2 separate regions of the Homo sapiens genome follow, and region 2 is linked to region 1. The links are chromatin loops, found by intact Hi-C in ENCODE. Cell type or tissue: CD4-positive, alpha-beta T cell. All regions are shown on one strand. Each heading gives the region's core, and the rest is flanking DNA. Links, peaks and the distances in the headings are about the cores only.

The links. Hi-C counts contacts between places; a loop is a spot of excess contacts. Peaks named below come from ENCODE experiments on the same cell type or tissue, not always from the same donor. Only the 100,000 strongest peaks of a DNase experiment are listed, where the experiment ranks them.
Region 2: a loop joins it to region 1, with 4 times the contacts of the local background. A loop is called at or near these places in 12 of 110 quality-filtered maps.

What each region holds. Positions count from the first base shown.
Region 1 is chr2:74,389,625-74,394,020 of GRCh38, reverse strand. DCTN1-AS1 (DCTN1 antisense RNA 1) reads right to left here. Exons shown (of 3, transcript NR_158174.1): 2 at 2,778-2,862. It also overlaps a transcript of DCTN1 not described here. Among named protein-coding and RNA genes, the nearest start is that of DCTN1-AS1, 6.3 kb to the right of the region's middle. RefSeq lists enhancers at 963-1,504, 1,505-2,047, 2,606-2,655 and a silencer at 2,216-2,395. In CD4-positive, alpha-beta T cell, for the core only: CTCF peaks have their summits at 1,672 and 1,876 (motif pointing right); a DNase peak (open chromatin) is centred at 1,920; H3K4me3 peaks cover 1,490 bases; H3K27ac peaks cover 798 bases.
Region 2 is chr2:73,821,782-73,826,177 of GRCh38, reverse strand. It overlaps LOC105374807 (a long non-coding RNA gene), which reads left to right. Exons shown (of 3, transcript XR_940246.3): 3 at 1,958-3,041. Among named protein-coding and RNA genes, the nearest start is that of STAMBP, 5.0 kb to the left of the region's middle. In CD4-positive, alpha-beta T cell, for the core only: a CTCF peak has its summit at 2,048 (motif pointing left); a DNase peak (open chromatin) is centred at 2,037.

The DNA.
Region 1 (4,396 bases), core at 306-4,305:
TAATACAATGTAAACACTTGTTATACTGTATTGTTTAGGGAATAATGACAAGGACAAAAGTCTGTACATGTTTACTATAGACACAACCATCCATTTTTCCCCTAATATTTTCAATCCAAGGATGGTTGAACTCACAGATACAGAGGGCCAACTGTGTTTTATTTATATATAACCTACACACATTCTATCATACACTTTAGTTTTTTTGTCAGATCATCACAGAGGGTTTTGTTTGCTTACATGTTTGTTTTTGGTACAGAAAGGTGAAAAAGTTCTGGAGATGGATAGTGGTGATGATTGCACAACAATGTGAATGTTCTGAGTGCCACTGAACTTAAACATGGTTAAAATGGTAAATTTCATGTTATGTATGCTTTACGACAATTAAAAATATGTATATGCAGTATCTTTTAAAGTCTTTATATTTACTTTTTATTTTTCTTTAATTGAAGGAGATGGAAGACATTTCTACTAAAATTATAGATACATTTATTATTTGACCAAGATGTATCCTAGAGATATGCCTGCTCACATTGGAATGTCATTATGTTCAAAGTGATTCATTGCAAGATTGTAATACTAAAAGACTGGAAATAAAGTATGTAACTAGAAGAAACTGGTTAATAAATTATGTGTATCCATGCAATAGAGTACTAAGCAGCTGAAAAATGAGGAAGATCTCTAATTTATTGATTTAGAAAGATTTTCAGAATAGATTAAGTGAACAGAACTTATGCCAATTGTATCTGGCATGCTACATTTGGCATAAGAAATGGGAGGAGTAAGACTATATATTCATATGAGTTTATATTTGCACAAAACACTGAAAAGATAAACAAGAAGACACTAATAAGCATTATCTGTAGCAGGCAAGGGGGATGGAGTCGATGGGAACCAGGGTTGAAGGGAGGTTTCTCTGTGTATATTCTAAAATAGTGTTCTGATTTTTGAGCCATGTAAACGTATTATCTATTCAAAATAATAATTATAAATATTTAGAAGGTGAAATAGGGAAAAGGGGGGAGTAATAAAGGGGATACTCAATGCATCCCTTCTACTGCTTACTGCCCCTTACAGCAACTTTATGAATTTTTCAGTTTGTTTTAAATCTGAGATTAACTGAAATAAATATAACATTACAATAGTTATATTTCCAGCTCTTTACATGGATTAACTTAATCCTTCTAACAACATAATGAGATAGGTACCATCATTTACATTCTCACTTTAACAAATAAGAAAACAGAGGCACAGAGAGGGTAAATAAGTAACTCTAGATTTCACACGGCTAGTAAATTGCAGTTAGAATTTGAACCCAGGCGGGTGCGGTGGCTCATGTCTGTAATTCCAGCCCTTTGGGAGGCCGAAGCGATTGGATCGCTTGAGCCCAGGGGTTCGAGACCAGCCTGGGCAACATTGTGAAACCCCGTCTTTACAAAAAAACAAAAAACAAAAAACGAAAATTAAAAGGGCATGGTGGTGCGCGCCTGCAGACCCAGCTACTACGGAGGCTGAGAGGTGGGAGGATGGCCTGAGCCTGAGAAGTCAAGGCCGCAATGAGCCATGATTGTGCGTGCTACCGCACTCCAGTCTAGACAACAGAGCGAGACCTTGTCTTAAAAACAGAAAAAAAAGAATTTGAACCTATGTCTAAAATTTTAAAATGCCATTATGTAAATTTGTATTTTACATTCCCATCATAAGCGCATGAGAATGCCTGTATCCCCATATGACAGGTAACACTGAGTAGCAGCAACATTTAATTTTCTCCCCCAGGCTAATGGAGGAGATATGGTTTATCGCTATTGTTTTAATTAGCAGTTTAACACTTGCAAATAAGTCCTCCAGCCCTTCTGCGCTTTCTCCCCTCCGCCGAAAGAGGGCGCTCGCCACGACACGCCGATTTCTTATGGTCCTAATCGGCTTCCCAGGCACAGTGCGCGTGCGCTTATCCTGTCCCAGGTGTCCAGCTTTGTGCCTGATTGATGTAATCCCGGCTGCGGTCGGTGCGCAGTTTTCAGTCAGGGCTGGACTGCGGGAAAAGAGGGTTCACTCGACCCAGAACGCCTCTGGGCCTCTGGGCCGAAGGGTTCTGGGCGGTCCTGGAAGGGTCTGGCGGCGAGTCGGGCAGCCCACGAGGGCGGGGAGGGCGGGGCCGGCCCCGCAGGGTCTTGGGCGTCGGTCGTCGGTGGGGTCGGAGCTGGGCGCGGAGCCCCTCACAGTGCAGGTACGGAGGCGCGACTCTGCCAACCGTCTGCTCCGCCGGCCCCCTACGTGTTCGTGAGGTTGCCGGCGGTGGGCTGGGGACCGAGCCCGGTGTGCGGGGCGGGGACTGGCAGGGGTGGGCGCTTGTCGGGGTCCGGGGGCTCCGCCTGAGCGTTTGCCCCGAGGCCGGTCTGACCCACCTCAGCTCTTCAGCCTAGCATTGTTCTCCTGGGATCAGAGTGACTGCGCCTTAGAGTTCCTCCAGAACTGCAAGGGTCTCCCCTCCGTTCCTGCGAGCGTCTGAGGCGCCCCTGAATCCATACTGAGCTACAGGTTTCCTGTGGGCACATGGTTGAGAAATTCGTCTCAAACGGGGAGAAAAATCGTAAAGGACTCACAGCATGGGAGTCTGGATATGACTTGTGTGTGTGATCCTACTCCTGGGGTCCGCCTTAGCTGGCAAGATGATCCTTGAGGTCATCTTGCGCATCCCTTGTCTTTAGACAGAACCACAGCTAAATCACACAGATAAGGATCTCTGCTGTTTCAGAGGCAGGGATTTGAAAACTTACCGTCATTTATTGCAGTGAGGAGAGCAGCAAACCCATGTTGACCACTGGCTACTCAGGTATACTTAAGGTACCGAGAGGCGAAGAGCTAGGAGGTAGAGATTGACATCCTTTACTTAATGTACTGCCAAAGCCTAAGCTATGAGATGTTAAAAGAGATAATGATAACTTTATTTTTAAAAAAGGCATTTTGTTTTCGAAAGCTGTTGGAAAATTCGTGGTTAAACTTTACTACAGAATATTGCAGAGCCTTTAATATGCTAATAATATTTACCATGAATCTCCAACTGGGGGTATGGTATGTAGAATTTTGAAAATTTTACTAGGATATACTGTTATTCTTGGGTGATGCCTCTGGCTAACATGTGGGAACCGTTTGGGAATTGGAGTTCCAGAATTAGAAATTCAGGATTTAGAAGGGGCAGTATGGGTCAGTGCGCTTTGAGTTTTAATGGCGTGCACATGTAATGCGATCTCGTTACAGTACAGATTCTGATTGGTTCTGCATTTCTAACAAGTTCCCAGGTGATGCTAATGCTGCTGGCCCATGGAACACAATCTGAGTAGCAAAAGTATAGATCACTGGATTGAAAGTTAGAGACCATGTTTTCCAGAACAGATGTGCTGCCTTGAGAGAGTCACTTTATCTGTCCAGGCCTATAAGGTAGGAGTCTGGACTACAAGATCTCAAATATTTCTTTCAGATTTAAAATTCTGTGAGTCTAGTCGAGTTATCCCTGTAGTGTTGAATTCTATCTGAAATATTCTTGCCAATTTGGCAAATTTTGCAGCTTGGCTTGAACATTTAAAATAATGGGCAATTATCTGCATATAGGGCATCCCATTTTATTCTTGGAATAGCTCAAGAAGGAAGTTCTTCATGTTGCTGAAATACATCTCTGCAACTTCCATGCTGTTGGTCCTAGATTATCTCTTAACAATCAAACAGGAAAGAAGTGTTACCCGTCTTCCTAAAATGTTGACTCCAAGTATTAGATGACAGCTGTGCCTACTATGATTTTTCTAAGCGGAATTGTATTTAATTCTTCCATTATGTTTAAGAAATCCCTTTCTTAAATTTGTCTTTGTTCTCTGTGGAGTGTAGTGGGGCTTTGGCTGGACTTTGAAGGATGGGTGTGGCTTGCAAGACTAGAAAAGTATCTTAAGCAGTTGACACTGGTGCAGAGATGGGACTGCATCTGTTGAATCCAGGATTGTTTGATTATAGTAAGAAATGAGATTATCAGTGAAAGATGTCGGGCAGATGGGTGTAGGGACAAAGCAGTATTTTAGCAGATGTATGTGCTTTACTGTGATGTATAAGGTGGTTGGAACTAGGGAAGGAGGGGGAGACGGAGCTGGATAGGCTTCACATAGCAATATTAGACAATTTAGGTTGATAATAATAATGCCTTATATTTATGTATGACACTTTACAGAACTTTTCACAGGCATGATTTCATTTGATCTAATATTCCTACGAGGTAGGCAGAGCAGCTGTTATGCTGTTTTGTAGATGATGCACCAAAGAGGGTAAATGATTTGCCTTAATTTTCAAAGCTATTACATGGCAGACTGAAGTAGTGATAGTGATAATGGAGGAGAAAGGAAAGATGCAGGAG
Region 2 (4,396 bases), core at 261-4,260, 570 kb after region 1:
ATTTCACTTGCAAGGTTGGTACTCTTGTGTTAAGTGACATACCTAGAGGGACAATTGCATTAGTACAGGAAGGGCGTTCATTCTTACCTACTACAATGCATTCTTACAACAGCAGCTAATTTTTTTTTTTTTTGAGATGAAGTCTTGCTCTGTCACCCAGGCTGGAGTGCAGTGGCACAATCTCGGCTGCAACCTCCACCTCCCAGGTTCAAGCAATTCTCCCTGCCTCAACCTCCTGAGTAGCTGGGATTATAGGTGCTCGCCACCAAACTTGGCTAATTTTTGTATTTTTTAGTAGAGACAGGGTTTTGCCATGTTGGCCACGCTGGTCTTGAACTCCTGACCTCAAGTGATCCACCCACCTCAGCCTCCCAAAGTGCTGGGATTACAGGTGTGAGCCATCACGCCTGGCCACTAATGATCTTTTTAAAGCAAAAATCAGATTCCATCACTCCTCGGCTTAAAACTCTTCAGTGAATTCCCATGGCACTTGGAATAAACATCCACACTCCTTACTGGGGATTACAGAGTGACTCGGCCCCTGTTGCCTTTCTGACTTCATCTCCCAATCTCCTTGCTTAATACTCTCCACCGACACCATCCAAACATCTGCTTTTCCACTCAAGACCTTTGCATAGCTGACTCCTTTTCCTGGGATGCTTTTACCCTCATCTTCACTTGGCTGGCTCTGCCTCATCATTCATTTCTCAGTTTACATGTTACCTCCTCAAGGAGAACTTCTCTGACCACCCATTCTAAGGAGCCACCCAGTCATCCTTCATTAGTTGGTCTTATTTTAATTGTCTTGATAATCCTTACCACTGTCTGATATGATTTGGGTTGCTTATTGTCTTTCATTCCCCACTAGAATATAATTTCCAGAAAGTTAAGATCCTTTTCTGCCTTGCTCACAGCTCTATCCCCACTGCCTAGAATGGCTTGCGAAACCAGATGTGACACTCAATGAACATTGTTGAATGTTCAAATGTTGTTGAGATAAATATTGTCTCACTGTCCCCAAAATGATTTACAGGAATGTAATTAGCCAATTATGCTGATTACTGAGATGAACAATGAAAAACAATGACCGTTATGCTTTTGGGACCCACTCTTCTCTGCAAGGCACTTAGAGCTAGAAGCAGAAAGCCTAAAGGCTAGATGCCTTTATTAATTGAGCAAGTGTTTATTGAATATCTTTCAAGCTCATGGGTCTGTGTCTGGCATGGGTCTACCACAGTGAAAAAGAAAAACTGGGCGGGGCATGGTGGCTCATGCCTATAATCCCAGCACTTTGGGAGGCTGAGGTGGGCAGATCACAAGGTCAGGAGATCAAGACCACCCTGGCTAACATAGTGAAAACCTGTCTCTACTAAAAATACAAAATTAGCTGGGCGTGGTAGTGGGTACCTCTAGTCCCAGCTGCTCAGGAGGCTGAGGCAGGAGAATCACTTGAACCCAGGAGGCAGAGGTTGCAGTGAGCTGAGATCGTGCCATTGCATTCCAGCCTGGGCGACAAAGTGAGACTCCATCTCAAAAAAAAAAGAAAAGAAAAGAAAAGAAAAAAGAAAAACTGAGTTCCAGTTGTTTTAAGTCTTCCGTGGATGAAGGTTTAGAGCCATTAGAAGGAAAAAATTCTTTAAAAGATGAGCAATATTCTCAAGGGGAGGCTAGGTGAGCTCCATGCATTGAGACACTAAAACAGCCTATCTTGAACATTGCTTGGGAATGGAGGGGCTATGAAAGCAGAAATGGAGTGTGTACTAAAAACAAATTGTTCACATTGTTAAAATTTTTGCTATGAGTCCATTGGGAATATAAAATGACAAATAGGTTTGAAAAGTACTTGGGAAGAAAAAGATATAGAATGAGCTGATTCAAATAAAGGGAAATGTAGCAAATGCACTGGGATCTTTTAAGTTTGTGCATTATGAATGCATGCATATATGTTCCTTTTCAGCTGGAGTTGGAATTACCCAGTGAAGTTGTTCTTAAGAAGGCTACTGTAAAACCAGTAACATGAAGGTGAATCTGTGGTTTGGAGCTCCCCCTACAGTTTGTTTGAAGACTGGTCTCTCTCATCTCCAAGAAAAATGACCACTTTGGAAAATGAGTTCTTACGCATGCTTGGAAATATTTTTAATGTGTATATATTGTTTAAATTTATGTTTAAATGTGTACATGAGGAATCCGTTTTATGTTAGACATATTTTTTTCGTTTGTTACCTGCTTGCTAGCTGTGGACTGTATAATTTATTTTCCAATAAGTCAAAGTCTTTGTTTTAGGTCAGAGTGCCATTTTCAAGGTTGCGAATTTCAACAAGAGTTAAATGACACGTGAAACTTTATGGCTATTTGAGAATTGGACATTTTGAATGAGAGATTTTATCATTTTATATTTTGTTTACGTATTTCTTTTCAAATATAGGGCCTGAATTATGACCAAGCACTATAACTTTTAATGAGGGATAAAGAATTGCATGCCACTATGTGTGTACTCTGAAAAATACTCATTTAGTTAGTCATTTGACAAATACTGATTATCATCTATGTGCCCGACACTGTTTAAGGCATTAGGCACATATCAATGAACAAAGCAGACAAAAATTTCCCTGCCCTTGGGGATCTTGTAGTTTAGTGATGGATGGAGGAGTAGTGGATTATAAAAATTATCATGATAAAGAAGTCAATTACATAGTGTATTAAAAGGTTCAAAGTACTGTGAAAGCAATGGGCCCTGGCACAGGAAATCAGATTGAAGGAAGGGAGAAGCAGTGAGGCAACTGCAATTCCAAATAGTGTGGTCAAGGAAACTCCCATTGAAAAGATTTGAGAAAAGACTTGGAGGTAAGAAGAGCTTTCCAGGCAGGGAATAGCAAGTACAGAGGCCTTCAATCAGGAGCTTGCTGGTGCATTCAAGGCACAGTAAAGGGGCTCAGCGTGCCTGGAGTGGAGTGAAGGGGAGTGTAGCTGTAAATCATATAGGGCAAGAGTCAGCAAACCAGTGCAGCCTGTTTTTGTAAATAAAGTTTTATTGGAACATGGCCATGCTCATTTGTTTATGTATTTTCTGTGGCTGCTTTCATGCTACAACCAGAAAGTGGAGTTGTTGAGACGGAGATGATCTATCCCACAAAGACTAACATATTTAACTGTCTGAGTCTTTATAGAAAATATTTTCTGACCCCTGCTGTAGGTAAGATTTCACAGGCCACTGTAACAATGTTGACTTTGACTCTGAGAGAAATGAGAAGCTATGGGAAGGACTGAACAAAAGAGTGATCTGATTTGTGTTTTGTGATTTGTGTTTTGAAAGGATCATTATGGCTGCCATGTTGACAAATTTTAGGGAAAAGGCTGGGAACAGGAAAACCAATTAGGACTGTGGTTCAAAAGGTGTACCAGCCAGGCACAGTGGCTCATGCCTACAATCCCAGTGCTTTGGGAGGCTGAGGTGGAAGGATCTCTAGAGGCCAGAGTCTGAGATTGCAGCAGTGAGCTATGATCACACCACTACACTCTAGCCTGGGTGACAGAGTGAGACCCTGTCTTAAAAAAAAAAAAAGTGCACCAATGTGCTCCCAAGACACTACAGCAGATTCATCTGGGTGCAGCTGGGTATTTTAAATTCGTGAAGGATTCATAGCAATACCCAACATCTGTTAGATATTGCATGAGCTTCTAGCTAGTAGGTATAGTTCACAGTTTCAACATCAGGTCATGCCACATTACTTTCAATGATACTGTATCTTTGTGAAGCTGGGTTTTTGGCAAGTGCCCTATGCAAATCAGTGTGGAACAGGAAGTGATGCTGGTAATATCCAACTTGATTCTAAGGTTTGAGATGTACAGTACCCAACTGGCATACATATCCCATTAGCAAGTGATTGTGGCTAAGAGTAAGGTTTTCTTCTAACTTAATTATATTATTTTTCAGATGGCACCTTACTTGTTACAATACTCTAATGAGCATTGTATTAGTTTCTAGTCGCTGCTCTAACAAATCACTACAAATGACTTCAAAGGTTTCTGCCCCAAGCAACTGAAAAATGGCATTACCATGAACTGAGATAAAGAAAACTGTGTATGAACCAGGTTTTTTTTTTTGTGGGGGTAGGAGGGCAGATGAGAGATTCAATTTTATACACGTTTAGGAAAGAAGATACAAAGAGAAGGAAACGATGCACATTCTGACCAGGGCCTTTCTCCAGATTGTCCACCCATGAGCCCTTTAGGCTGTTGTGTTTTGACTTCTCACTCAAAACATGGACTGAGCAAGTACAGAGTTGCCATGTTAGAGAGAGGAGACTCAGCAAGCCTTGTCTGACTCAGAGTCTTAACTAGTTTGGGGCAAATGGAGCTCTGTTTAAGGGAACAGAGAACTACAGGGTTCCCATGT